Linked DNA regions of Mus musculus: regions 1, 2, 4, 5 and 6 are each linked to region 3. The links are chromatin loops, found by intact Hi-C in ENCODE. Cell type or tissue: left cerebral cortex. All regions are shown on one strand.

What was found. Hi-C counts contacts between places; a loop is a spot of excess contacts. Peaks named below come from ENCODE experiments on the same cell type or tissue, not always from the same donor. Only the 100,000 strongest peaks of a DNase experiment are listed, where the experiment ranks them.
Region 1: a loop joins it to region 3, with 7 times the contacts of the local background. A loop is called at or near these places in 12 of 42 quality-filtered maps.
Region 2: a loop joins it to region 3, with 5 times the contacts of the local background. A loop is called at or near these places in 12 of 42 quality-filtered maps.
Region 4: a loop joins it to region 3, with 7 times the contacts of the local background. A loop is called at or near these places in 6 of 42 quality-filtered maps.
Region 5: a loop joins it to region 3, with 3 times the contacts of the local background. A loop is called at or near these places in 3 of 42 quality-filtered maps.
Region 6: it touches region 3 in a loop (2.9-fold over the local background); 2 of 42 quality-filtered maps call a loop at or near these places.

What each region holds. Positions count from the first base shown.
Region 1 is chr4:20,120,641-20,125,640 of GRCm38, reverse strand. Nkain3 (Na+/K+ transporting ATPase interacting 3) reads left to right here. Exons shown (of 6, transcript NM_001290410.1): 6 at 2,985-5,000. The coding sequence ends at 2,998. Among named protein-coding and RNA genes, the nearest start is that of Ggh, 81 kb to the right of the region's middle. In left cerebral cortex, a CTCF peak has its summit at 3,117 (motif pointing left); DNase peaks (open chromatin) are centred at 948 and 3,107.
Region 2 is chr4:20,109,161-20,114,160 of GRCm38, reverse strand. It overlaps a transcript of Nkain3 not described here. Among named protein-coding and RNA genes, the nearest start is that of Ggh, 70 kb to the right of the region's middle. In left cerebral cortex, a CTCF peak has its summit at 2,476; a DNase peak (open chromatin) is centred at 2,476.
Region 3 is chr4:20,775,183-20,780,182 of GRCm38, reverse strand. It overlaps Nkain3 (Na+/K+ transporting ATPase interacting 3), which reads left to right and starts at 1,515. Exons shown (of 6, transcript NM_001290410.1): 1 at 1,515-1,921. The coding sequence starts at 1,868. In left cerebral cortex, a CTCF peak has its summit at 2,113; DNase peaks (open chromatin) are centred at 1,850, 2,102, 2,583, 3,685 and 1 more place; H3K4me3 peaks cover 2,048 bases; H3K27ac peaks cover 919 bases.
Region 4 is chr4:21,366,383-21,371,382 of GRCm38, reverse strand. No RefSeq gene overlaps it. Among named protein-coding and RNA genes, the nearest start is that of Prdm13, 320 kb to the left of the region's middle. In left cerebral cortex, a CTCF peak has its summit at 2,940; a DNase peak (open chromatin) is centred at 2,934.
Region 5 is chr4:21,219,861-21,224,860 of GRCm38, reverse strand. No RefSeq gene overlaps it. Among named protein-coding and RNA genes, the nearest start is that of Nkain3, 440 kb to the right of the region's middle. In left cerebral cortex, CTCF peaks have their summits at 1,392 and 1,987 (motif pointing right); a DNase peak (open chromatin) is centred at 2,002.
Region 6 is chr4:20,341,043-20,346,042 of GRCm38, reverse strand. All of the region lies in intron 3 of Nkain3 (Na+/K+ transporting ATPase interacting 3), which reads left to right. It overlaps Gm11872 (a long non-coding RNA gene), which reads right to left and starts at 3,125. Exons shown (of 3, transcript XR_003955373.1): 1 at 2,147-3,125; 2 at 1,055-1,200; 3 at 1-106. In left cerebral cortex, no CTCF peak of the experiment used is centred here; DNase peaks (open chromatin) are centred at 1,182, 1,353 and 2,438; H3K4me3 peaks cover 314 bases; H3K27ac peaks cover 492 bases.

The DNA of each region.
Region 1 (5,000 bases), 650 kb after region 3:
CACACCAGACATAACACCAAGAAACTTAGAAAACAAGTAGAAAGAAAAATTATTGCAAGATTACCAGGAACACATTGAATTAGCATCATTGTCTTGCCATCTGCTTTTTCTCTGCCTTTGGAGGCTGGGTTAATCTAGCCATTAATAAACTTTATTCATGCACCTATTTAAAAGCAAGAAAGTGAGGAGAGTCATGAGTTTAAGGATCCAAAATCAATACCTAGACCTATTGCTCATTTATAACTATTTCTATGCCACATAAAAAAATGCATGTATACCACCACCAACCAGATATGGACACCAACCAGATGCCTGTCTGTAAAGTCAAGCCTGACCTTGAACTACTCTATTTAGTAACATGAACCAAATCTTGATGTCCATAATTAATTAGAAAAAAATTAATTATGGGAAAATCTTAATAATTAAAATAGATTGAGGAGACATAATGGTCTAATGTAATGTGGATTATCATTTAAACAAATCTACTATAATGAATATTTCTGGGTAATTGGAGCAATGCAGGTATGAAATGTATTAAATATTATTAAGAACTGAGGTGGTGGAGACTAAGTAAAAGTAAGCAGACAAGCAGGCATATTCTTATAGTCAGACAGGTAATCCTGGCCTCTACACACACTTTTTTGGGCCAGGTAATTCCTTGGATCAGGTCTGTTCCACTGTGAAACTGCTATCCAGTAGTATCCTTGGCTCCCATATATTAGATACAGTAAGGCTCCTGCTTTAATCTACTTCACTCAAACAAGCTTCATTGAAACCAGCTTCATGTGTTCACAGAGACGTGATCTTTAGAACCTACACTCTTCCTGCTAACTTAAGACTGTATGAAGTCATAAATTCCTATTTTTATAATCACATCTCTTTATGTCCCCATGGAAATCACAGTTAAAATGCAGAGTGCAAGGATTAGACTTAGGAGCTTGCCACTCAGACTCCAAAGAAACAGAAGCACAGAATCAACGCTGCAGCAAGACTCCAGATGGCCAAGGGCCTCCTAGGTTGTGCAGGAGGAAACACAATTTGTGGAGAGAAGAGAGACACAAGAAAGGGAAAAGTAAGAAGCCAGAGATTTTTTTAACTATTTCAAATTATGACTGAAAAGTGCATCCCAAGCAATGAAGTCACTGAGCTACACGAGTGGGAGAGAAACGTCTAGACAGTGAAAGTAGTGTGAAACAGCTTTCCTTGTCAGGTGCTTAGGATTATTGTGTTAGTCAGGGTTCTCTAGAGTCACAGAACTTATGGGTAGTCTCTATATAGTAAAGGAACTTATTGATGATTTACAGTCTGTAGTCAAACACTCCAACAATGGTTAGCAGCAGCTGTGTGAAGGGAAGGCCAAGATGTTGCTCAGTCCCAAATGGCAAGCAGGCGAAGGAGAGAGAGAGAGAGCCTTCCTTCTTCAAATGCCTTTATATATCTCCATCCGAAGGTGTAGCCCAGATTAAAGGTGTGTGCCACCACACCTTTAATCCCAGATAACCTTGAACTCAGGGATCTCCCTGTCTTAATCTTCTGGAATCCATAGCCACTGTGCCTCAAGATCTCCATACCAAGATCCAGATCAGAAACTTCTATCTCCCAGCCTCCAGATTAGGGTCATGGTGAGCCTTCCAATTCTGGATTGAAGTCCATTCCAGATATAGTCAAGTTGACAACCAGGAATAGCCACTACAATTATTTTGGGAGGGAAAAACTCTTATGACTTCGATGAGCAGGGTAGAAAGTGTCTTGAGTGGCCACTAGCCGCACATAGGGAAGTATAGAGCTCACCTGAGTTCTTGTAGCAGAATGAGACATGGCAAGCTAAGCACTAGTACAAGTGTACAGAGGCCAGTTTCCCCTGGGCTGTCAAATGAGTGTTAAGGTTTAGACCAGCTAAAGCTTCGCAGAGAGAGATGGAGAGAGCTAACACACTCTACCTGGCTATGCAGGTATGGTGCTGAAGCTGACTTTGACTTTGAGCACAGACACACCGTTCACATCTAAGCATTCCAAAGGCTACAAAAGAAGTTGTGGGAACACTCTGTTCAAAATGTGGAGACCGGAATGATTCACACAGGAGGGTTGTAGTGCTTTGGGATTGGCCAGACAAGCAAACTTTACATTGGTGGTTTTGGGATAGGGGGGTGCTGCTGGAGACACAGAAGCAGGAACTGAAACAGGAGGTATGGGGGTAAAGGATAGAGGGGGAAAGAAGAAAGAGTTGGTAGAGATGTTAAGAAACTGGCCTATGCAGTAATTGAGCCTGGAAAGTCTTCAATCTGCAGTTGAGGCTAGCAGATTGAAGAACAGGACTAAGTCAATGTTACAAATGACCTGACAGGAGAGCCCCCTGTGACTCAGAAAACCTCACTGTGTGGTGAGGCTTTCGAATGATCCCACAACGTCCACCCACACTGTGGAGAAAGATAAACTTTACCTACTCCATGGACTGAATGTTAATCTCATCTGAAAGACACTGCCAAGAAGAGCTTTTTTGTTTGTTTGTTTTTTCCCTCCTGGTGGAGTGGTGGGATGTGTTGTTTTGTTTTGCTTTCTTTCTCTTTCCCCACCAAATATTTAGGCACAGTGACCAAGGCAAATGAATATGTAATGCTATATATCCCAGGATAGGATATTGGTGAGGGAGCCAGGTCCACGATTTTTCTCAGACCAAGACCGGTATCATGAAGAGGCTACGGGAGTATGGCTAGTAAATTGGGGATATATAGTGCCTTCCCTTCCGAGACAGTGAGTCCACCTCATCCCATAGTCCTGTGGCTGTCAGCTGTCTCCCTATCTGGACTGCCACAAACTGATCTGGAAAGCAGAAGAGCTGAGCCTTTAACCTTCCTAGCTCCTGGGTCCAAGAGAAGCAGGCCCACCCTAAATTGCTTTGCATTTCAAAAAGCCTGGAGAAAGAGACAGGCTTTTCATTTATCAGCACTGGAGTTTTTTAAAGCAATTTATATTTTCTTTTTCAGGTCGAAATAAGTAATGACATTGACTCTGAAATGCGGCTCCTGGACTTGAGTTAGGGAACAAAGCACCATTGGCCTCTAGCTCTGGGGATCCTACAGCGTCACCTTCCTCCTAGACAGCAGGACTGCGCCCCCTGCCGACCAGACCAGCGAACACGGAGCTGCGAGGTCTTTGGTCTCAGCCTGTGTAACATTAGCGTTGTTTGCTAGATGCGTTCTGGGTGCTTGGGTGGGTTTGTTTTTTTTGTTTTGTTTTGTTTTGTTTTGTTTTTAAAGTCATCTTCTTATATAAGCACTTGTAAATTGTAAAAAAAATGGTTTTAAATTGTTTTTAATTTAACTTGAGGCATGCAAAATGAAAAAAAAAAATCTATGAAAATCTTCTCCAAGTCATTTCTAAGAGGATTGTCTGTGTTATTGAGCTGTGACATCCAGGTTACTGGACCCTGAACCCTGCTAAGCTAATGGTTTTGTATACACAGACATTGCCTTTGGGCATCAGACACAAGGGTAGACCTGTGGCAGACTGCACAAAGACTGGATCTAACTTTCCAACCTAGCAAAGATCACTGTTTAAACAGCACCAGACACAGACAAAACATGAAGCCCTTTGTTCTGAATCTCTAAAGAGTGCACAATCTCTAAATAGTCCGATATAAATGTGCAGATCCGTGTATCTCTTGTCCTTGCAATGTTCCAAGACACACATGTATGTGCGTGTTTATATTATGACTGAGTACAAACCCAGAATGATGTGTGGAACCCTTCCTAGGCAGGGAGTTGGCTGGCTGTGAGCTTCGTATTTTCTGCTCTTAGTTTCACTCTCACCACTGATGTCAGACCTATACATACAGCTCAAGGGCTGTGGGACAGAAATCACAGCCATAAATCTGTAGTCAGGAACGTTTTGAATATTCAAAGGGGGCATTCAAATGCTATAGAATTCTCTATAGAGATCTGTAACAAAAATATTTATGCCTGAGTTACATCAGTTTTTCTTTCTTTTTCCCCATTCATCCCAATAATCAAGAAAATTAAGTGGAAAATCTAATTTTCTAAGGGGGAGAATAGGTCCATCTTGGAAAAAGTATTGCAATTCTGGGGCCTTTTAGATTCAAATGAAATATAGATATGGTGAAATGCATAGGTTTTTAAGGGTACAATGAGAAGTGCACAAACTTAATGAGCAGTGCTTCAACCAAAATACAGAACATGTCTGACCCTTTAGGAACCTTCCTTGGTCCCCTTTTCCATTGGTCTCCATGATGCCATTGATCCCCAACAAATACCACATTAGAAATTGCAGTGTGCTTGACTTAGTCTGCTGATGTAAACTGGTTTTGACCAAATACCTGGCCATTGTAAAGTGGCCAAGTAGATGGATAAAATCCATGTTGATTCTCACTGCTAAGGTTTAACTGCATCGCTGATGAACTGTCTGCTCACCGTATAAGGCAGGTATTTGTCTCACCACATTGTTTTCCTGTCTCTGCCTTAGTTCTCATGTGAAAAGCCATTCTGGTCCTTTTGTACACACACAAAAATTGAGTCTTCCCTTCATCACAGTTCTGTCTGTCCACTGTTTGCTCCAGAGTCAGTCCAGTGCAGCTCACATATCTCTAAGGCATCCATAAACCACTGAAATTGGTACAAAGTTTTGTATGCTTGTGGAAGTCTCTCTGTTCCCTCTTCTCCCTCTTATATGCATAGATTTCATGAGTCTGCTATCAGAATTTAATGCAATCCCCTCTGCCCTAATGCCTCGAAGTTCATGTACTAGGCTGTATCCTGTCCTTTAGCTGGTACTCCCACTGAGTTCTCTCCTACAGAATAAACCTAGATTCTAAATGACAGGGAGCTCTTGGAACCTGAAAGGTGGTGCCATCAAACTCCCATTTGAGGAGACCAGGGTTGTGGCAGGGTGTAGAAGAATAACACAAAGGCCATGTCTTGGCACCAAGTCTTTGCACTCATGACCAACCTGGCTCCAGGCACAGCCTTCTTTTGAATGAATGACTT
Region 2 (5,000 bases), 670 kb after region 3:
TCCCAGAGAGATCCCTTGGGCTGGAAACAATGACAAATTTCTGACTTTGTATGTTTTTGGTTTTCTTGGTTTTTTGGCTTTTGGTTTTTTGGGTTTTTTTGTTTTGTTTTGTTTTTTGTTTTTTGGGTTTTTTTTTTTGTTTTCTGAGACTTCTTACATATGACAAGAGCCCTGCTGCCTAGCAACCTCCTGCACACACAGCAGAACCAAGGAGCCAAAGACAGACAAAATGGTTTCTGCCATTCTTGGGTAGGTTTTTTTATATTCCACATTTTGAAATCCCTAAGTTCTCCACAGAGGGAAGCTCTCCAGCCTAGTATTTATTAGTCTTAATTAAAACACAGCTTGGATTTTGTTAATAAAGTAGTTTCCAAGCACCCAACAGATTAAGGAGCAGGAAACTATGCAGAGAATATGCAGAAATGCTGACAAGCGTTTAAACACGCGACCTCTGAAAGAGCACACGGAGGAAACCAATATAAGAAGCTGAATCCCTGGCATATGGACACATGTGATGTGAAAACCCCTGTAACAGTCTACAGGAAGTAGTGCATACCTTTACTAAACTGTCTTACTCCTACTAACATAAAGCCAGATGTTAGCTAAAATCATGTCTGTGTGAATAGAGGAGGTACTCTAGTTCTCTTTGACCTGTCTTACAATTATAACCATTATTGCTTTTCTGTCACGTGCATCTGACATGTGGCAGTTCAGAGCCCCACATCTGAATAAGATACACTACTTCTGGCTGCTGGTAATTTCTTTTTTTCTGATGATCACACAGATTTCCATTGTCTGTGCTTCTTAAATATGGCATTGCTTTCTGTAGCATGATATTTCCAGAGTGTCCGGTGGCCTGTGATCCTTAGCATCTCTAACACTAAAGACACTTGATAAAGAACACTGTGTAATTATACTCCAGTTATCTCCCCATGCATGCCCCACATAGGAGCCTCAGCATGGTGAGAAACTATCCAGGCGAGAGGAGGATTTGATTTTCAAAGGATTTAAGTCCCTAATACGCGTTTCTGAGAATTATCCCCTGTGATAAATTTCCCTTTACCTTGTAGTTACCAAATTGTCTCTTTTAGTAGAACAGCATTTCACAGAACAGGTAAGGGTTCCTCCAAAGCATGCCACATTGGTCTGCCACGCTCTCTTCCGATTCAAGAGTTCGGGCTTACATTTGCCCGTTTTGTTTCCTGTACTGTTTTTAGTCTATCAGTAATTGACAGCTGCTCACTCAGGCAAGTTTATCATTTCTGAGTCAGTCAGATTTGCCCTTTCATGTAGAAAGATGACCATCTAGGATCGGCTACTGCTAGGGAGCTTTTATTGCAAGTCACTGCCATACTTGGCAGGTTTTTTTCTTTTAATCCACCAGCATACACCGAGGGACACAAGGTTCTATGAACTCTTTTAACTGACACCATGTGGTGGCAAGCAGTGGTAACGGCCTTTCTTTCAAAGCATGCCTGCAGAGAATCTCATGGGTGAGAGGCACTGTCCAATTATTAGAGAAATAAAGCAAAATAAAAGAATCTTCCACGGGGAGCATACATGTTATCCCTGGGGAGATATATTAATCTGCAAAGCCTCAAGAAAATACCATTCTAGAACATCTGGACCCTGGAAGAAGGTGTGGACAATGTCCTTCCCCACAGATTCTGATCTTTGGTGAGTAAGGAAAATGGTCAGCCCAAATGCGACCTTCCTTTGCTGCCTTGGGATGCTTTAAACAAACACTTGGCAAGAATCTGGTTTTGAAAGCACCCCTCCCCATCCCAGGGGGTAGAGGGGCAATGAAAACTAATCAAATGTCCCATTTTTCTTTGAGAAGTTGATTATAGAAATCTTCATAGCTTTGGGCAAACGTCTTCCTTTGCAGAGCTCAGTCTCTGTGACACCACTCTTCATTCATTCTGTGATGCTCAAGACACTGAGATCTAAGCAACATGTCTCTCTGAGCATGTGTGTGCCATACTTGAAAATGGTGCCCTATCACTTAGGACTGGATTGACAGATCTAAGAACCAGTTACCGGATCACATAGCCAGTGCCAGCCTGTCGCACCCCTCTCATTAAGGTAGGCCATTCTGCAGCCCCTGCCAGTCTAAATAATTATGCTTGCTTCAGCCACACGCAGATAAACTCTAGTTAACTCTGTGATGATCTGAGAGTACCACCGTGGGTCCTGGAGTGACTGGGTGTGGAAGAGACCCTGCAGAGTCATAACTGTCTGGAAAGAAATAGCAGTGCTCAGAGAGGGGGTCTCCAGGAAACACTGCTATACGTGGAGGTCCACGCATAGCTGCTCCTTTGCTGCTATTTCTGACAAACTGGGTACTATTAGTACTATTGTAGAATGAAGATAGCAATAGTGAAATGCTAAGAATGACCCTAAGTCTTCTACTGTTCCCAAGACTAACAGTGAGTTTGCTCTTTTCTTTGTAACACCAACTCTGCCATCTTATGGAGAGGAGTGGAAACAGCAGAGCATTTTGCTCCGTGCCTGCTGTTAAAATGACAGGTTGTAGCAACTTCTACCCAATTCTAGTTGCTTTTAAACCACCAACAATTTACCAGCAAAAGTATTTGTTTAAGAAAATCTGTATCTAATAATTCTCAGATTGCTTGCTAACCAAGATGTCTCTCAAACTTGGCACTAGAATTCTATGTATAAACCTCAAGTGATATTTTGTATTAATACGAGTTTCTACTATCACATAACACTGTGACGTAATTTCTTTGTATATTAGTGTCTTTTTCTATCATTTCTTGAGCTACCAGGTGAAGTAAATGAAAATACCTGAACTCTGTCAAGAACTGCCCGGTATAATATTGGTAGCCTGTAGGAAAATGAGTCTTGTTTTTCTTACACATACAGGTAACAGGACTTGTTTTCACAATTTTGCTTTTTACATTTTGTGCTTCTACCTGTATATTATATTCTACAGTCATTAGAATATGTCATTTAATTCATATGTCTTTCTCTAAACACTGATTCTGAATAAGTTTACAAGTTATATGTAATTAACTATTATTTTCAACCATGAATAAAAGTGTACATTGAAATAGAAGGTGAATGCTATTTTCAATGCTTCTCCTCATAATAAATGCTCAGCATCCTGAATCCCCAAGTCCAAGGTTGAAAACTTTTTTAGCACTGCATGATGCCACAGATCCAGAATTCCAGGTCATGAAACTTTGACTCACATAAAATTGGTAAAATAAGTAATATCTTATGCATATTATAAGATTACTTTCAGGGGCATAGAAATCACTGGATTCTGTGTTTAGTCTTAGAGTGCATCCCTAATTTCACTATGCAAATATAAATATTTCAAAATTCAAGACCTGTGCTCCCGGGCATCTCAAAGAGCAATGCTTCCCCTATCCTATGTGTTTGTAAAAGAAACTTGGACAAGTGTGCATCCTGAGTGTTCCTGCATTCTTCAGATTGCAAGAGTTTACACTTCTGTTTCACGAGCAAGGAAAATCACTGGCTATTGTGACTGGAAGAAAACAGTCCACTTTCCAAGAAGTCCCAGAAGACTTGAAGGACTACAAACCAACTCAACCAATTTGCCACTGGTTGTGGCTAAGCTGGCTTCTCATCCAATGATCTATTCAGTTCTTACCTCTGTCATTCACCCTAGGCTACCACTTCCAAAGCAGAAACCAGGCTATAATTTTGTTCTCCACGGGGAAAAAAAAGCCTTATAACTAATTAATTAGACCATGGTTTGATGATGACAGTGTAACATGCTAAATACAGCCCAGGAAAGAAATGTCTAAAAGTTGGCACCAGGACCTAGTGCACTGAATCATACTGAGTTCATTCTTATGGTAAGTGATTTCTTCCTTCCCCCTTGTCTGTCACCATGTTACTCCCAGGATAACTACTTTCCTAACTTCTTCACTGTCTCTGAGTCAAGTCACACAAACTACCCTCCACCCAGCCTACTCGGGGAGCAATAACCCCTTATCACCAGCATGATTTCCCAGATGTAAAAGAGTGTTAAATATCTGACCTGAGTCACCCAGGCTGGGATTCCATCTCCAGGGACAGGGAGTGGATTACCTTTGTAGTGACTGCCACTCTTCACCTGAGCTCATCACCATCAGACAAAAGGAAAGGGAGGGGCACATTGCATGGGAAATGTATGCATTAAGTTCATAGTATTAATGTGGTTCTGTAACTTTATTAAAACTGAGAAAATTGTTTTAGTGACACTATGGTATGGATCTTAAATGTCCTCTAAAGTCAGTAGATTAAAGGCTCGGTCTGCAGCTGGTACGCCATAGGAAGATGGTAGCTGCTAGGAGATGGAGCCTAATGTGTGTGGAGGCAGAATGGCAGAGTGGGGATGGTGTGTCAGGTTTTAGGTCACTGTAATTGTTCCCTAGGTAAACATAATATGGCTCTAACCCTTCTTTCTTTCCTTTTGTTTAACTACAAGCTACTGGCTTTTTGCCTCACCGCCTGCTCTCTATCATGACAGTTTGTTTGCTTTACTACACTAACACAAAAGTAATGAGGCATCTTGAGTTCCACAACTGTGAGCCAAAGTGACCTTTCTCTCTTTGCCTGCTGATTTGTTTCTGGTGATTGTTACAATAGCAGAAGAAACATGACAATATAAAAATCCTGAATATTTTGTCCCTATCTACACTAATCAAAGACTAAAGTACAGTAGTGTAATCTAAAAGCACTGGTCTACTTCAAGACAAAAATAAAGACCAATTGATCATGTTGAACATTGTATGGCTTTTGGCAGTGGAAGGGATGGTGTGACATGGTTTCCACCCCTGGAGCTGAGCTAGCAGGACATGGGTCTCTTCCTGTGCTGATGGCTGCTGTCAGCATAAAGCTTGTGTGCATAATAATGTATATATTTTACTTCATATTCCTTTTTGTGGAATGTTCTTCCTGCCATGGATAATGACTCCATGATAGTCAGAAATAACATTATTCCAGGAATCAAGAATGTGTCTGGC
Region 3 (5,000 bases):
TTCTGACTACACTTGCCCCTTCTCACATGAATGAACAGGAGTTTCAAGAAACATTGTTTTTTGACTTTTTTTAATAGCCATTTGAGTTACTCTTTTGTACTTACTATAATTTCAGAGATGCCATGAGTAGATTTTTCCTTGGAACAATGTTGTCCACATTAGAAATAAAATGTATGTTGTAGGAATTACAAAGAGCAGGACATAAAATTGCAAGAGAAACAAAAATCCAAAACTAATGTCTGAATGGGTTAAATACATACTCTTGCCTTTTCTCTCTTTATAGACCAGGGTATCCTTGAACTCAGAGAGATCAGCCTACTTACGCCTCCAGAGTGCTAAGAGGCAAGAGACACTTGACCTAGCCTTCACTTTTTCTTAACTTATAAACCAAGAATCTACCAGGAGAGCAGCAATAGGTTAAAAACCGTGTTTCCAGCCTTGTTCCTCTTTGGACTCAATTTGTCAAGGGTTTATTTTTGATTCTTTTCTTTTCTTTTTCTTTTTCTTTTTCTTTCTTTTCTTTTCTTTTTTTTTCTTTTTCTTTTTTGGTTTTTCGACTTATTCCTGATTCTTGAGGAGTGATTTAGCTACAGAACTCCTGGGCTCTGCTCTGTTCATGTGAGGGTAGTCAGTTTCTTTAGAATTCGTGGAGAGTTTGTTTGGTATCTTAAGTAACTAGAATTAGGTTTTACTTCTAGGCTCCTCTCACTTTTTCTCTGTCCAACTTCTTATTTGTGTTTATTCTAGAAATATCTCATTATTATTAAAAGGCCCTGTCTTTTCCTTGTCAGTGTCTCTATGAAGACTCCCAAGGCACTCCAAATTAAAGCCTTAAGTCAGTTTGAGCAGTGTGTCTAGTCTCTGGGCTCTTGGGGGAACATTAAGCTCTGCTGTGACCCTAGGCAACTTTTCCTAGAAGATTCCAGCAGGGGCGCCTGGTGCGAAAAATGTCATCTCCGCTGACCTGGGACCCAGAGTCTTGGGTTGAGACCCTTATTGATTGAACCACCTCTTAGCGCCATGCCAGTGGCTCAGTCCACTGCCCTACCTTGGCCATTCATTATGTAGAGTGCTTTCACGTTGAGTTCCAAGTCTCTTGGTCCTTCCTCCCCACACACCAAACAGAACATGTACCTCTCCAGGGCAGCGTGGGTAAACCTAGCTCCAGGTTTTGCAGTAGCTTTCACCCACTCCTCACACCCAGAAAGAAAACCTACAGCTTATGACTCCACAATTGCTCCGTGAGCCTAGGCTTCAAATCCCTGGGGGCCTCCCAGATTCAAGCTCATTCACATTCAATCTCATCCTCCCACAGTCTCTTTCTCTCTCCCCAGACTCCTAACAAGACAAGACGATCCTCCCCAGAGGCGCTCTCTTTCATTCATCCCCTCCCAACTCACACACACACACACACACACACACACACACACACACACACACACACACACTCGCGTGAGCACACACTCTCACACACCGACCCAGACAGCCCACCGCACTTTCCAGACACCCACCTCCTGCATACTCCCCTCCCCTAAAAGACATTCACCCACTCACCAGCTGTAGCCTCTTCCATCCCCCGCCCTCCGCCCGGCTCCCCCTCCTCAAGAAGCCGACCCTCGCGCTAGGAGGTAGGGACCCCTGGCAGACGCACTGCACGGGCGCGCCGCGCTGACCTCCGCCCGCCCTGCACGCAGATTAACAAAGGCGACAGCGAGCCCCAGTCCGAAAGCAGAAAGCCGGCCGCGGGGTCCGGAGCCTGCGCCCGGTCAGTCGGGGAGAGAGCCGCGCGGGCTGCTCTGAAGTCGCAGGATACAGCCGGAGCTGCCAGATCTCTCTCAAGCGGCGCTGCTGGGACGCTGGCCGCACCATGGGCTGCTGCACCGGGCGCTGCTCGCTGGTCTGTCTCTGCGCACTGCAGCTGGTAAGTGCCCAGTGCGTCCGGGTCTGGAAACAGCCCGCTTTTCGGACTGGCTTGTAGGGCTCTGTCCCTGGATCCGAAGCTCCCGGCTAAAGACCGGTGAGCCGGCAGAGCGCATCAGAGGGATCCCCCACCCTCTCTGTCCCTTCCAGGTTATCTGTGCCTCCCGCCTGGTAGCTCTTGCCCGCAGGAGGGCGCGGTCTCACTTCTGGTCCCACGCGCTTGGGTTCACTGCGCCCCCACCCGGCATCGCCACGCGGTCGGGGGCAGCTGGGGTGGCGTTCCAGGAGAGAGCATTTTCCCCGCCCCTCTCTTGGACACCTAGCGTGTGCATCCTCTGCAATTCTGCTTAAGTTATGCCTGGGTTTGGAGCTTGCTCTTATTGGGACGGTTTTCTGGAGATAGGTTCTTGTTTGGTTAGAAGGTGCTTGAGGGCAGCTAGTTACTGAGAGAGCTACAATCTCACCTCTCTTTCAGTATCTGGAAGGCGATCGTAGAGGAGTGGAGTACTCCAGGAACATGTGGTTGTGCTTGGGAACCACAAGTTCAGCCTCTGCCTTTTCAGTTCCTCTTTTGATTTTCTTGAAATGCTGCGTGCTCAGGATGCGACGGACTGACAGCTGTCTTTGGGGAGTGAACAGAGCAAAGAAGGGAACCCGGCTTCTGTTTGGCTTGGCCCCTTGCCCAGGGAGTGAGTGGAATAGGAAGTTGGAAATCAGGGTGCAAAGATAAAAGACCTTTCTGATTCTATGCAAATACTCTGGGTCCTATTGTCATTAGGATTGATTCTGTGGTCTGTTTCGTGGTTACCAGAAGTCAAGGCTGCAATCTCCTGTGCTAGACTTTTGTGAGTGAGATTCATAGTCTTTTTTTTTTTTTTCCCTCCTAGTTCAGGGAGCAGACCTTGTAGGCTCCCCGCGGCACTTCCTTTCTTTGAAGCATTGCGTTTGTTTTGTCAGAACCCACAAAGGTGTAAGTTGTGTATTTTGACAAGGCTTTCAGAGAACTTTACCTAATGGTGATAGCTCTAGCAGGGCTCATTAACGGGAAGAAGTAATAATGAGGCTCAGTAGTTAGTCCTTGTTCACTGGAGGTTTTTAAACATTCTCACTTTTCCAGTTTCCCCCCAAAGCTTCACTGTATATGTGCTTATTCTTCTGTAATCATACACGCAAAACAGATAAATCCGGAAGACTATTGGATAGCCTATTCCACAATGTGTTTGAAATAACAATAATTTAAAACTTACACATGAGCATGATATTTTTTTTCTTTAGCTGGGGTGAAAACCCTCAAAAGAAAGCTTACATACTGATTTTTTTAAAAAGTGAACTCGGCTTTTAAATTAAAAAAAAAAAGGAATAAATTCGGTCAACTCTTGTTTCTCTAAGGCACACTGGATTGTGTGACCTGTAAAGGCATACTTTAGTGTTACATTCATATTGCACGTAAGGGTTTCACACAATCATAATTCAATTCACCAATTTCACTAATTTGCCCATGAGGAACTCATAGAGTTTTTTTTTTCCCCCCAAAGTAAGTTGTAGTATGGTAGAGGTGGAGACACGATCATACGAATTTCATAACTGGATCCTAACCAAAAGAAAGTATATGTGTTGTCTAGGTAAGAGTTTCTACCTCTATGATAAGACACTAACACACAAATCCATAACACAGTCTGTCATCAACATGAGGGTGGGAACTCAAGACAGGAATCTGAAAGCAGAGCCTGAATCAGACACCTTGGGGAGTGGGAGTGATGCTTACTGGGTTACTCCTGTGATTTTCTCAGCCTGCTTTCTTATTCAAGTCCAGAGCAGCCAGTCCAGAGGTGTCACCCCTCACAGTGCGCTGGACCTTCCCACATCAATCAGTAACTAAGAGAATGTGCAGGATAAGCTGGCAGGGGTGTTCACCCATCTGAGGTTTTTCTCTTCTGAAATGACTCCAACTTGTGTTGAGTTGACAAGACAAACTAGCCAGCATTCTTCTCTACCACATTATTAAATTAGTGCATGATAGCATAGTTCTTATAAAGAATAGTACTGCATTGAAAAAAACCACAATAATTCGTACTATAAATTACTTCTGGAATAATTCTTTTGTTTTGTTGAGTTTGACAAGCTCTTGTCTTTATAGTTTTGATGTGACTACTGTTTGATGCTTTTATTTGATTTAAGGGGAAAGAAGACACTGAAACAAAATTGGAATTCATCATTGCTGTGACCAGATTTCTTTTTCTGATCTGTGTAATAATTTACAGGCCCTAAAAGATTGTTTCTGAATTTCGTTTGACAAAGCAGAGGCTATATACTTGTAGTTTTAGTATGCATCACTGAAAAATGTTTACTAAAATAAGAGGCTTAAACAACTTCAAAAGCACAGAGAAAGAAGAATGTAGAAAAATAATTATGAAGGAGTGAACATTAGATATTTAGCACCTCTGTTTTGAGTATGATTTATTTAATTTTATATTATTGAGTCTACAAGAATGGTTATGGTTGATAACTGGCTCACCGAAATCATGCACATTTAAGAAATAATCCCTCTGAGCCTGCTTAAATCTGCTCCAGCGTGCTAAGGGAAAGGACTCCAGGTTTCCTGAGACCTAGTGCACTTCCCACTGAGAACAGCAGCCCCTCTTCCAGTTTCCTGGTTTTGTTTACTGTGTGAATCCTTGGAAGATGAGGATTATGAAACCTTAACAAGTGCTGCTAAGAAGAGGGTATGCCACTTGCTACTCAGACTTGGTGCAAGGAATTCACTTAGTAACAACAGAGTCATGTGCAGACCACTACCTAAACAGCCCAGGAGACCTAATTCGAGACAGCCAAGAGATCAGTGATCTGAGTCCTTTGCTCATGAGCTTTACTCTCTCCAAAGGAAGAAGGCACGAACTTGCCATTTTTTAGGTGACTAATACTGATGAACTCTGATTTGCAAGTCTGTCCTCTATCTTCTTTCTGCTACTGTAACTATTTTCCATTATTGCCTTTTCTCCATGCAAACTTATGTGCTTATGCCTCAACTCTGCCAGACCAGATTAAAGAGAAAGTGTAAAAAATAAAGACAGGAGCATAGA
Region 4 (5,000 bases), 590 kb before region 3:
CTTCTGGATTTCATAGTCTCTGGTGAAAAATCTGGTGTAATTCTGATAGGCTTGCCTTTATATGTTACTTGACCTTTTTCCCTTACTGCTTTTAGTATTCTATCTTTATTTAGTGCATTTGATGTTCTGATTATTATGTGTCGGGAGGAATTTCTTTTCTGGTCCAGTCTATTTGGAGTTCTGTAGGCTTCTTGTATGTTCATGGGCATCTCTTTCTTTAGATTTGGGAAGTTTTCTTCAATAATTTTGTTGAAGATGTTTGCTGGTCCTTTGAGTTGAAAATCTTCATTCTCATCCACTCCTATTATCCGTAGGTTTGGTCTTCTCATTGTGTCCTGGATTTCCTGGATATTTTTAGTTAGGATCTTTTTGCATTTTCCATTTTCTTTGATTGTTGTGCCGATGTTCTCTATGGAGTCTTCTGCACCTGAGATTCTCTCTTCCATCTCTTGTATTCTGTTGCTGATGCTCAAATCTATGGTTCCAGATTTCTTTCCTAGGGTTTCTATCTCTAGCGTTGCCTCACTTTGGGTTTTCTTTATTGTGTCTACTTCCCTTTTTAGGTCTAGTATGGTTTTGTTCATTTCCATCACCTGTTTGGATGTGTTTTCCTGTTTTTCTATAAGGACTTCTACCTGTTTGGTTGTGTTTTCCTGTTTTTCTTTAAGGACTTGTAACTCTTTAGCAGTGTTTTCCTGTTTTTCTTTAAGGGCTTGTAACTCTTTAGCAGTGTTCTCCTGTATCTCTTTAAGTGAGTTATTGAATTCCTTCTTTATGTCCTCTACCATCATCATGAGATATGCTTTTAAATCCTGGTCTACCTTTTCAGGTGTGTTAGGGTCACCTGGACTGGGCGAAGTGGGCGTTCTGGGTTCTGATGATGGAGAGTGGTCCTGGTTTCTGTTAGTAGGATTCTTACGTTTACCTTTAGCCATCTGGCAATCTCTGGAGTTAGTTGTTATAGTTGTCTTTGTTAAGAGATTGTTCCTCTGTTGATTTTGTTACCCTCAATCAGCAGGTGTGGGAGACAACCTCTCTCCTCTGAGTTTCAGTGGTCAGAGCAGTCTCTGCAGGCAAGCTCTCCTCTTTCGGGGAAGGTGTACAGTTATCTGGTGTTTGGACCTCCTCCTGGCTGAAGGTGAAGGCCCAAAACAGGATCTTTCCCAGAAGCTGTGTTGCTTTGGCCAGGAAGGTGGCCGGTTTTCTGGAGCCGAAGATGGCGCCGCCCCAGAAGCTCTGCGACTCTCGCCCGTACCAGAAACGGCTGGCCTCTGTATTCCACACGGTCACCCGTGCAGCCTGCCCTCCGCGGAGTCCCGGAGCCAAGAAGGCTCCTGCCGGCGCCTGTGACACAAACCTCTCAGGCCAGGCAGACCCCCGTGCTCTCACCAGGAAGGTGGCCGGCTGTCTGGAGCTGAAGATGGCGCCGCCTCAGAAGCTCTGTGTTGAAGTCCTTTTCTTCTCCTGGTTTTTTTTTTTTTTTTTTTTTTGCTCTGAAACCCAACATTTGCTAATTTCACCTGGTATGTTGTTCCATTTAAACTCTCAGAGGGCTTCTGACTACAAAAAATTCTCCACAGAGAAATGGTGAGATGCACACCACTGAATCCTGTGCATTTCTGACTCTGAAAGGCAAGCCGTGCACCTGTGCTGGGAGCCAGCAATTACTCAGTGATTGCTTCAGTTCCCTTCCAGGGAAGTGGAAAAGTGAACTATAGGACTCAGTGGAAGCCATGGAACTCTGTGCCTTTCTGTCCCAGTCTTGCACTTTGCTTGAGTAACTTTGCTTTAGTTTGAGTCTGGAGTGTTCTCCAAAGTTCAACTGATGAAGGGTTGGCCTATTGCTGAAGGGTGGTATTGGCAGAAAACCTAACGGAAGGAAGTTAGGCCTCAGCAGTGGGACTATTAGGACCTTCACCACTTCCTGTTTCTCTTTGCTTGCCAGCTTTTTCTGTCAATTTGCTTTTTTTTTTTAAATTATTTTAGCAGCCTCAGAGTAGGAAAAAAATATCCATCTTTATTCATTCCACATAATGGCTATTTATTTCTGGTTGTCAACTTGACTCTATCTGGAATGAACTACAATCAAGAATTGGAGGTCTCATCTGTGATCCAGATCTTGAGGCTGGAAGACACAAGTTTCTGATATGGATCTTGGCATGGAGATCTTGAGACACAGTGGCCATGAAAAACTTAGGCCCAGGCAAGGCAGTGCATGCTTTTAACTCTAGGAGACAGAGGCAAGTAGATCTCTGAGTTCAAGGTCAACCAGGGACAAAGCAAGTCCCAGATCCAGGCATGGTGGTACACACCTTTAATCTGGGCCACACCTTCTGATGGAGACCTACATAAGGACATTGGAAGAAGGAAGATTCATTCTCCTTCACCGGCTTGCATTTACTTGTCAGCACATCTGTTGGAACGTACTTCTACCGAAGACCAGCTGAAACAACTAGCCTTGTGGGACTGAACAACTACTAGATTCTTGGACATCACATTCACAGTTGACTATTGTTGGGTTAGTTGGACTACAGACTATAGGTCATCACAATAAATTCCCTCAGTATAGAGAGACACTCCATAAGTTCTGTGACTCTAGAGAACCCTGGCTAATACATTCCGTTACGTGGCCATAGTGAGTGTGGGTGGTTTTCCTGGTGATGAGAGTGACTCAGGAACCGGTTGTGGAAGCATCTGAAAAGAAAAGGTTACCATTCCGCACACGTGGACATCACTTTACACCAGTGAAGGGAGAATGGAACGTGGCCCATGAGACCAGTGGGTGCTTCCTGACTTTGAAAACTGTCACAATGAAACCACTTATCATACATAATTAATATATCCAAAAATTTCAACAAAAAAATTGGCTAAAGTGGAAGCTGAATTGGAAACATCTCCCATGCTTTCCTTTGTTACGTTCAGGCCTGCACTTACTTGCTTTGAACACTAGGGGTCAGGCAAGGAAAGGCTGTAGTTTCAAAGAATCCCAACGTTGTGTGACCATTGTCCCACTGTAAGAACAACTCAGAACTCTGGGTGTTTTGATATATTTTTATAAGCTTATTTTAATTTCACTTTTTAAAAACTATATGTTCAAATATTTTTCATGAAGAGAAATAGTTCCCCAAAGTTTAAGATCTAAAATTATAAGAAGTATACTCTTTACAATGCATGCCAATTTTTTTTTTTTGTAATAACAACATGCAATGCAAATATTTTTGAGGGAAGTCAATTTTTAGTTGTACTTTTTGAATCCATTACTTATGTATGATAAGGGGTTTCACTGAGACAGTTTAATACATGTACTGAGTGTATTTGATCATATTCAACCCTCATTACTTTCTTTGGTCCCAGTTTGACTCTTGCTGATCTACTTCCTCATCCCAATTATTTCTTCTTAGATTTTCAAATATACTATTCTTTTTCCTCTTCCTCCTTCCCCTCCTCCCCCTGCTCTTTTTTCTTTTTCTTTTTCTTTTTCTTCTTCTTTTTCTCTTTCTTTCTTTCTTTCTTTCTTTCTTTCTTTCTTTCTTTCTTTCTTTCTTTCTTTCTTCTTCTTCTTCTTCTTCTCCTTCTTCTTCTTCTTCTTCTTCTTCTTCTTCTTCTTCTTCTTCTTCTTCTTCTTCTTCTTCTTCTTCTTCTTCTTCTTCTTCTCCTTCTCCTTCTCCTTCTCCTTCTCCTTCTCCTTCTCCTTCTCCTTCTCCTTCTCCTCCTCCTCCTCCTTCTCCCTCTCCCTCTCCTTCCTTCTCCTTTCTTCTCCTTTATCTTCAATTTCTTTCTCCTTCTCCTTCTTTCTCCTTCTCCTCCTCCTCTCCCCTACTCCTCCTTTTTCTTTTTTGTGATCAATGAGCTAAACTACAGTTATCACATGAGGATATGTGAGAGATTATTTACAGGGGCATGAGTTCTCTGCCTTGGTTATATCATTAAAGAAAAATATGTCTTCCTTAATTGACTCTAGATCCTGAGGGAGAATGGGGCCTTATGATCCCCCTCTGCCCTCCTGGGAAGAGTGTGGATGGATTCAATCTGGTGCATGTTGTGCAGGTAACCACAGCTGCTGAGTTCGTGAGTACGGTGGCTTTGTTAAGACAGCATTCTACTGTACTTTTCTCCTTCTTTCCAGTTCTCATATTTTCTCTACTTCCCTCAAGATGTTTCCTGAGCCTTAGAGAGGGTGATGTAGGTACTACATTTATGGTTGAGAAATCTTCAACCTACAGTTTGTTCTGCTTGCAAGATGTGCTGTGGTAAAGGTTGTGCAGAACTTGTGGGGATTGCTAACCAATGACTGGTCCAACTTGAGACCCATGCCATGAGAGGGAGCTCATGCCTCATACTGTTTGGATGGCCAGGAACCAGAGTCTGGATAGCACAGAGACATAGAACAGAACCAAAAACTAAAACATGACGGGAAAAAAATAATGAATGAAGTTATTTCTGATGACATTCTGTTATACTTGTTGACCAGATCCTAGCATAATTGTTATCAGAGTAATCCAGCAAGTGATTGGAGCAGATGCAGAGATTCAGAGCCAAACAATAAGTGGAGCTCAAGGGAATTCTGTGGAGTAGGGGGCAGAAGAATTGTAAGAGCTAGAGGCATCAAGGATATTACAAAAAATCCACAGAACCAACTAACCAGGGCTCACCAGCGGTCACAGAGACTGACGTGACAATCAGAGAACCTGTATGGCCTATATTATGGTTCTGTAGCTTGGTATTCTTGAGAGGCTACTAACAGGGGGATTGAGGGCTGTCTCTGAGTCTTCTGCCTGCTTTGGGGACCATTTTCCTTCTACTGGGTTGCCTTGTCCAGCCTTAATATGTAGGGGTATGCCTAGTCTTATTATAACTTGATTTGCCATGTTTTATTGATATTACTGGTGGGCCTGCCCTTTTCTGAAGAAAAATGAGGAAGAGTGGATTTGGGGGAGAGAGAAGGTGCGAGGGGAGGCTGGAAGAAGAGGAGGGAAGGAAAACTGTGCTTGCGATGTGTT
Region 5 (5,000 bases), 440 kb before region 3:
GGAAAGGTTAGTCCTTAGTGTTCCCAAAGCTGACTAGCTCTCATGGGTAGCAAAAGTGTTCCAGGAAGAACCCACCTTACAGACATACTGGTCACTCTTGCACATCAAGAACAAGGCTATTGACATATACAGTGAAGCTCCCGTCAGACCCACAATTAATGAGGAATTATAGTTACTCTCATATTTGGATGTTTACTAGATGTTAAAGTCCTCCAGTGACTGAATGAGTTGGGGCTGGCAATCTAGGCTCACCTGAGCTGCAGAGGTAGGGGCTACATCTCCATACCCAATAGGAGAGTGGTCATTCATCACGGATCATAATGCTTTTGATGCATTTTCCAGTCACACTTGTGACCATTGTCCTTAGAAAATAGGTTCTGTCCAGGGACCAGGAGTCCTTTAGGAAGCATGTGGTCCTACTGTTATCCCAGAATTCCTTGGCTAGGTAGTGTTTGCAAGGGCAGAGTTGGCCACCATCCTGTGCCTGGACATCTGAACTAACAGAATGAAGGACTGTCCCAGCACGTTTCTGACCTTCCTAATAATGGTTAGGAGTGGTTAGAACTTGAGAAGTGACCATCACATGTGCACATGACAACAAGCCTTAGATAGGAACACTTTACACAGGCATACCATTTTTTATTTATTTTATTTTACTTTTGATTTTTTTGTTTTGATTTTTTCAAGACAGGGTTTCTCTGTGTAGCCTTGGCTGTTCTAGAACTCACTTTGTAGACCACACTGGCCTCGAACTCAGAGATCCATCTGCCTCTGTCTCCAAAGTACTGGGATTAAAGGCATGCACCTTGAGGTTATACTGTAATTACAATATTTCTCTTTCCCCTTTCCTCCTTCCAAACTCTCCTATATATCCTTCCATCCAATTCTTCAAATTCATGACCCAAGTTTTACTAATGGTTATTGTCTGAATATAAATATATATATTGTTAAATAGAACTATTCAGTCCCTATAATGTTACTTATATGTATGTTTTCAGGACTGAGAGTTTGGCATTGCCGAACCAACTGCTATGCTCTTTTCTAAGAAAGAAAAGCACTTCCACTCCCAACTTTCCTTAATAACCTATAGTTCTTTGAGTAGGGTTGAGGTTTTCTTTTCAAAAAACATATTTTTACAGAACTTTAATTAATTATAAAAAACTACATTACTCGTATTTGCCTGGCCATATGTGTTAAAAATAAATATTATTTGAGACAGGTGAACATATATTTATTGTACTACTGAGAAGGGTTGAGTGTTTTTGCTTTTTAATTACCAGATTGTTCCTATAATCAGAGGCACAAGAAATCACAATGCTTACTCCCACTGATTCTTCTTTTTTTTTTTTCTTGTCATCTTTTTTTTTTTCCCATTTTTTATTAGGTATTTAGCTCATTTACATTTCCAATGCTATACCAAAAGTCCCCCTTACCCACCCACCCCCACTCCCCTACCCACCCACTCCCCCCCTTTGGCCCTGGCGTTCCCCTGTACCGGGGCACACAAAGTCTGCGTGTCCAATGGGCCTCTCTTTCCAGTGATGGCCGACTAGGCCATCTTTTGATACATATGCAGCTAGAGTCAAGAGCTCAGGGGTACTGGTTAGTTCATAATGTTGTTCCACCTATAGGGTTGAAGATCCCTTTAGCTCCTTGGGTACTTTCTCTAGCTCCTCCATTGGAAGCCCTGTGATCCATCCATTAGCTGACTGTGAGCATCCGTATGGAGCTGAGATGAAAGGATGGACCATGTAGAGACTGCCATATCCAGGGATCCACCCCATAATCAGCTTCCAAATGCTGACACCATTGCATACACTAGCAAGATCTTACTGAAAGGACCCAGATGTAGCTGTCTCTTGTGAGACTATGCCGGGGCCTAGCACACATAGAAGTGGATGCCCACTGATTCTTCTAAGACCAGGACAGCTGTTACAGCCTTGGGACTTTGTCTTTCACACTACAGGTACCACTGACCTCCACTAGGTGTCAGGATGTTGCTGGCCAAGGCTTTCAGCCCGGAAGCTTTCACAATAACACAGTTCTAGAATTCTGTCCTGGGAACCCTAGCTCCTCCTGTCCTGTAGACTGAACTGAGCCGGGACCTTCCTCCTGGCAAATGTCTGTTATCTTTCTTCCTGAATGTGGGCCGAACACATGTGACAAGCTGGGTCTCCCTGAAGGTTGAAAGGGCTGGGTCCTGAAGAAGCAGCCCAAGAAAAGACTATGGAGGCCAGCCTGCTAACACTTAAAGTGGCATTTTTCATGAAATCCGAGAGCTTAAAAGAGTGCATGGGAGAAAATCCTAGGAAGGGAAGGCCCTCCGTAGGCACCGAGGTGTGTGTGTGTTTGTGTGGGCTCTAGCCTGCTTCTACTCTATTGCTTTCTCAACTCCAAAGACTCCTGTTTTCTGTTGATCTTACCTGATTTCAGTAGCGCAGCCTGTTTCAATTGCCAAATTGTCCCAGAAATTTGGACAGATTTTAGCTGAGGTGAGTAAGCTCTGGTTGCTGTAGTTGAAGTGAAAGGTACCTGAGATGCTTAGAATCCTGGGACACATTTTGGCTCCACTAGACAGATAACCTGAAGCACTTTCTGCCATGTCGGGCTAGGACCCCATGCACTCTAGTCTTTGTGAGCACAAATACCTGTGCTTATTGAAGACCTTTAGGTAGAGCTGGGCAATGCATGCTCTCATCTGCATAGGAGAGAGCTGGTGAGTCGAGGGTTGTATCTGTGGCAGATAACTTTAGCTTATCACTAATTACAATTTTTCCTATATCTTTTTTTTTTTGTTAAAAGGTTTATAGTTTTACAACTCTACATTTAAGTATATAACCCATTATGGGTGTCTTTGTATAATATATGCAAATTTACTTTTAAATAAAACTATCTCATACATATTTGCAAAAGAAATAAAAATGATCTAGCTAATCTGAAACAGCACACTCAAAATGAATCTGGGATTTAGATGCCCTTCTCCCCCTTCTCAGAGCAGGAGGCACTCTGAAATCATCAGTTCCTTCAAGCACTGAGCATTGTGAAACAAAGCCAGAGGACATTCAAGTGCTTTAGGATTCTAGCCTCAGGGATCAGAGTTAAACTATACAGCCATCTTTGTTGCTGACTAGGAGCTCTAGAAACAGGTTTCTATTGAGTTGTATAGATTCAACATGAAGCAATAAATCGTTACCATGTGGAAGGTGAGAAGCTGAGGGCACAGACAGGGCATTCTGCCTGCGGATGATTCCCTCTCTGTGGTGAAAGTACATGAAGGACCTTCATCCATCCAATCCCGCAAGTCATCAGATATTTTCACTTGATGAAGTAGGGAACCCTTAGAACAATGGGGGAGCTCAAACAGGCCTATGCTATAATCCTCCAGTATCATACACAAGTCTGAGATTCTATGAGTACTTATTTGACTTTATCACAAGAAAAGTACTTCCCAGGTATACTGTGTGTCCATCAGTGTTGTGCAGACACAAAAGAATATTTCTGTAAGAAAGTCTTTAGTTTGTCCTGAACAGTCTGTAGGTCCAGTAATTGTATTGATAGTTGATTTATTTCTTCAACTGCAAGTGTGACTTTGAACTAGGGAGTCTATTTGTGAAGCCATATGCATAGGATTAGGTTAATGACTGATTGTAACCTTTTTATGACTTCCTTTTTATTCTATGGTGTCTATTACTTGTGTGTATATTGTGTGTGTTTGTGCATGTGCATCCTTGTGTGTGTGTCCCCTATATGTGCACATGAGAAACCCAAAGGAAGACTTTGGGTCCCTTTCTCTATCACTCTCTACTTTATTCCTTTAAGGTGCGGTCTCTTGGTGAATCTAGGACAGCAGCTCATAAACCTCAGAGATCCTTCTGTTTCTGTTCCCATGCGCCCTACCTAGCCCTATAGTTACAGGAGTGCGTGTGACTTGACCAGGCATTTTATGTGAGTGCTGAAGGGTTTAACTCATGGGCTCATGTCTGTGCAGCAAATGATCTTATCAAGCAACCTCGTTCTCACTCTTTTCTTTTCATCAGGCAATTTGGCTGTCATTTTTTTTAACCTTCCTGAACATAATATATTAGTAACAGTTATTTGGAAATACAGTACAAAGTTCTAGCAGCAAGTTTACAAAGCACCGTTACAAGAAGAGCTTAATCACATCTGTGCTCCCTATTGTAAGCATAAAACCACATTATGGAAAATACAAAATGTTAAATGAAAATGATTTGGGTATCTTTTATAAGATAATTAATGGAGAAAAGTCATCTCTTCTTGTTCAAGTATTGGTGCATTTAGACAAAGGAACTCACTGAGTAAATAATTGTAACTCATTATGATAAATAGATGCTTCATAACTCACCAAGAGAAAAATTAAATACCTTATTGGAATTAATTACAATACAGATTTTATTCTCACTTCTCTCATATTATGTTTTATCATATCAGCCCACAGAGCATCATACTGTTGCAGAAAATGAGAATATTTATACATAAGATAAATTGTCTGTAGGATACTGTAACCAGAAGTCTAAGGTAAGTGATAATAATTTTTTATTCTGTGTTGATACTACCCATTTCCTATGAGGGATAGCTAAATGTGTTCACAGTTAGTTCTGTATATTTCATTCAATAACTGTTTTTATAATGACAATGGAGGAAAGCCAGGTGTTAAAGTTAACATAGGGACTTACATACCATACCATCTCACAAATCTAATTTGATCAGGTAAGGGTGTTATCAGCAGAGTTTGTCACATGAACTTTTGTTGTTGTTTTTGTCCTTTTTTTTCTTTACTTTTCTTTTTTATTAGGTATTTTCTTTATTTACATTTCAAATGTTATCCTTTTTCCTGGTTTCCCCTCCAAAACCCCCCTATCCCATTCCACCTCCCTCTTCTCACCAACCCACTCACTCCTGCTTCCCCATCCTGGCATTCCCCTACACTGGGGCAGTGTAAGTCCTTTTTGTCTTTGTATGTTCAGGCACTGGAGTATGTA
Region 6 (5,000 bases), 430 kb after region 3:
ACAGTCCATCTATCCCATCATGCGATAATCAAGGGCAAAACTGGTCCTGAAGCAAAACACTAGACAGGTATGCCGAGCTAGTTTCTATAAGCTTCAATTTCTCCATCTGTAAAAATAGATATGATAATATCTATGTTTTAAAGCAGTAGAGAATTAGAAGGCAGGCTCCTTGATGCCTTCATGTGTGTGTCCTTTTACTAATCGGGTATAGAAATTTTCACATTTGTTAAACTTAAAGTTAATTTTGAATTGAGATGAATGCATTTTAAGTACACAGTGTTTATTTCCTGATAGGTGTTTGCTAATTTGATACACCCTAAAATATAACATTCAATAATGATTCAAACTCATTCATTTGTGTGTATTCTCTTAAAATATCCACTGAGCACTTACTCGAAATTACCTTTAAATATAACAAATGTGAAAATTTCAATGACCAATTAGTAAAAGTGCATACACATGAAGGCATAAAGAAGTGTGCCTTCTACTGTACACAGAGAGGGAAGGGGAAGGGAGAGAGGGAAATAGTGTGGGGAGAAGAGGGGAAAATGGAGAGATAAAGATGGGGAGAGGAAGAGAGGAAGGGAGGAGGACCCTTTGTGTGCTATTTTGTAAAATAAAGAATAAACATTCAAAGATTTTCATCCATTGTCCTAGTCTCTGTTAAGGGATAGTTTTTTCCCTGTTAAAATGGATATCATTAAAAATATCTTTTTTAAACTTAGTTTTAAACCTATCGACAAAGGACTTACGTTATTTTAAATTTGTATTCATGTTACATAAAATAACGGCTGCAACTGGGTTCAAATTTCTGCTGTTTGCACAGTCTCTCATAGTTTTTAATGTGTTGTTATATCTGTTATATGTGAGGAAAATAAGTTTTCAAAGAAATTATAATTCATTTCTTTCTAGAAACCTGTGTTTGAAGTTATTTGGATAACTTGATAGGGTTTGCAAATGCTCTTTCTCAGCCAGCTTAGTCTGCTTTTCATTTTTAATGATGTGATTTCCCACACTGGTTAACTAGAAAGGGAAAGCATTTACTTTGGCTTACGGTTCTCATCCAGTGTCAGGCTGCATCTGGTGATTGGTTTCTTGGTGGGAGAGTTCCCAAAAGATACAGAACATCAGATGGTGAGAGAGACAGGAGAGCAAAGGAACTCAGGGTGTCTTGGAGAGGCTGAAAGAGAACCATCCATCCTGTGGGAAGAAAAAAACGAGAGAATGTGGGAGGGGCCAGGTATCCTATATAATAGTCCACCTTGAACTTAATCGAGCTCTGTGAAGCCAGCATCAATCCTTTTATGAGCGTGAATGACAAGCTATATAGAAATTGTTGCATCTCCAAACTTGCTGCTATAGTAAAGACCTTCAAGGGCAGTGCACCGTCCCTTTAAGGAGTCTGCTATTTTGCATTCAGTCAACTGGCCCTTTGCTCCTCTGCCCAGAACACAGTCACTTCCTCCTTTTTCCATTCATCAATCTGAGTTCTCCTCTCTCCCTGCTCCTTGCCTTCTGGTTTAAAGAATCTGCCAGTGAACATTGCTTGTGTGCATTGTCGTTTAAAGCAGGCATAGAATCCTGACAATCCAGGTTTCAGTGGGGACATGCTTGATCCCAAGTGACTCCGCTTTATAAAAGTGGACCCTTTAGGACTTTTCACCCAACTGTGTGTCAGAAGAGCACATCTGAAAGAATATTCAGAAAATCCTGTTAGCGATGCCACTCTAAATCACACACCTAGAGAATTCCTCTACCCTATCAGAATCTCTTTCTTAAATCTTTCGAACTTGAATATTTTATTTATGTGATTGTAAATGTGTGTTTTGATCCTTAACTCACATGATTGACTCGCCTCCTGTCTATTCCCTAAGAAAAAATAAAGCATTAGATTTTAATTTCCTCAGCTATAACCAAGTAAAGCTCATTGACATTTTATAGTATTCAGAAAACCAAAGTCAAAGGTAAAAGAAAAAACAAACAAAAAAAAAAAAAACCAAAAAACAAAAAACCAGAGGTACAATGGATTGAACAGGACAGATAAGAGCCTACCTCGACTGCATTCATAGCTATCTCCCTCTCCCCCCCTCCCCCACCCCCGAAGCCTTCCCACCCCACTGTCAAAAGTAGCATCCTTTAGACACACCAGCTGGACAATAGCACTAGTCACAGGACCTCTGTGCCAAGTAAGCACTTCCTGTCTCCACACATTCACCAGCAGCTACAATGTCAGGGGCAGAAAGTAACGAGGCAGGCACTTGTCCCTCAAAGAAAGAAGAAATGTCACTCTCCCTCTGTGAATAGATGTGGTTGTTTGCAGTGTCTCTCTTGAAAGCTTCATTCTCTGAAGTACAAGCTGTGAAGCCAAGGCAGATGCACAAGCTGGGAAGCTTTCCAAAGTCATCATAGAGAAGCAGGGGGTGCTCAGCATTAGTGCCTCCATCTCTCAGCCTCAGTCAGCCTGGCTGGCAGCAATGAAAAGTAGACAGTTGCCCAGAGGCTCGGAAGGTAGGAGCTGAGCATCCTGACAGACACATCTAGCCAGTTTCTCAGTTTGCAGTACTGATCAAGTTTCCCCTGACAGCTGCACACATTTCACACAAGCAAAATGTTCCACTGCTGAGATGACAGCTTGAGTTTGTCCGGATAAACGATACCCCGGGAACACACACAGTCTCAGATGAGCCTCACTGCGCCACAGTTCCAGGGGAGAGATGCCTAAGCAATTGCCACTGCTACTGATTCCAGCAGAGGTGGAGGGAGACACTGTGTGTGTTAACTGCTTCACCAATTTCCGTCGCATTCCCTGACACTCCAGATCCCGAGAAAGTAAGGAATAAATTATGCAGACAATGTGTCCCCTTGATAGAATGCAGGGGGATAACAGGTGCACCGTCCTCGCCATCTACAACAAAACATTTGCATATCTTAGGGGTTTCTTTAGCTTCAAGAGTGTAGTTCACTACTTTTTCTTGTAAGAAGTCTTCACAGCTGAGTGCCAACGTTGTTTCTTTATCATATGTTACCAGTGATCTCCTCCTTTGTGCAGGTGATTCTGATAGTGAAGTGGGTGACCCTGTAGAGAGGCTGGCAGACAATAAGTGTGGGTGGTCTTAAGCACCGGTTTAGAGATGTAACCCAGGAGAATGAGATGCTTCGTCTCATGACAACTATTCCAAAGTAAAGGCTTTGAGAGCCTACAGAGTAGTGGAAGATGAGGATGAGTATAATGCTGGTGCCCTTGCTTGTGTAGTAGCAAGAGTTAAATGGCATGATTCTTTGACTCTTTCCCCTGGATTTCTCATTGTTCCAAGATTTCAAAGCATTTTAACATCATGCTAGGAGCCTGCTCTTGCTGCTGGCTTTGTTTTTTTTTTTTTTTTTTACCCAAGTGGGAAAAGAAATGTACTTGAGAATGTTAAATTCTAAAATTTTGAACAAAGATCCTTGAAATCTCATCATGATTCTCCTTTACATAGACCTCCAGTTCTCTCTGCACACGGAGGCATGTGGCATGCCACCCTCCCAAATCATGCAATATTGCTTCTATTCTTTACAAGTCATTTCCACTTCTTTCTACTTATATATAATTGGCGACATTTCTACTTATACTTTGGTCCCTGCTTCTCCTTTATGCATCTTTGATCACAACATTATTTCACCCTTATTTCTACACCTCTATAACTGGACTTTGAATATCCCTCTCCAGAGATGGAATCTGCTTTCCAGTTCTTGAATATCATCTGTTTTCTTAACCCACTACAGGCAACAGAAGCATACTGCGGTACTCACTCACTCTGAGTCTAGGCTTCAAGTGGCCATGAGAGCTTCCACTCTGTCTGAGACACAGAGTGTTTGTGACAAAGCCCATAGTGGACTGTTAGAAAATGTCAGACCAAAGACTGGGGAATGGATAAAGGGCATATAGCACACGTGTGAAGACAGGCCTTTGAGTCCCCAGAACATGGATCTGCCGTAGGAGTATGTGTTTGTTATCCTAGAGCACCAACATTAGACTGGGATCAGAGATGAGAGAATCCTGCATACACAGTGTCTGTTGGGTGTTCAGCTCCTGCTCAGCCAGCCTGTGGCCAGATGTGTACTTTTCATTGCAGCCAGCTATAAGGGTTGCCTTAGTCTGGATTTCGATTCCTAGACAAAGCATCATGACCAAGAAGTTGGGGAGGAAAGGGTTTATTCGGCTTACACTTCCATACTGCTGTTCATCACCAAGGAAGTCAGGACTGGAACTCAAGCAGGTCAGGAAGCAGGACCTGATGCAGAGGCCATGGAGGGATGTTCTTTACTGGCTTGCTTCCCCTGGCTTGCTCAGCCTGCTCTCTAATAGAACCCAAGAATCCCAGCCCAGAGATGGTCCCACCCACAAGGGGCCTTTCCCCTTGATCACTAATTGAAAAAATGCCTTACAGCTGGGTCTCATGGAGGCATTTTCCCAACTGAAGCTCCTTTCTCTGTGATAACTCCAGCCTGTGTCAAGTTGACACACAAAACTAGCTGAGTCTAAGACAGAAACTTCCCATGAGACCTCCCATCCCACACTAAAGAATCAGTGCTTTGTTCAGTTAAAGGAAAGCAGAGTTAGGTCAAAGAGATATCTGCACTCAACACTAACTTATGCTTTCATCACCTGTGAGCTCAGTGGTAACTTTTCTGCCCTGGTTTGCTTGTTTGGCTGACAACATTTCTTTATTTGCTTTTGCCTGCCATCCCTTAATGTTACTCCATCCTATCTTCTTCTGTTGGCATCCCAACAGGCCTGCATCCTTCATTCAGAAATTCCTTCTCAGTCAAATTTACCTGGTTACCTGTTAGCTGTAATGTCATTCTTATGGCTTCTGTACCTCTGATCTTGGAGAGTCTCTGCTGAGCTTGGGCTTGGTGATCTAAGTGAATCCTGTGTGTGTGTGTGCGTGTGCGTGTGCGTGTGCGTGTGCGTGTGCATGTGCGTGTGCGTGTGCCTGTGCGTGTGTGTGTGTGTG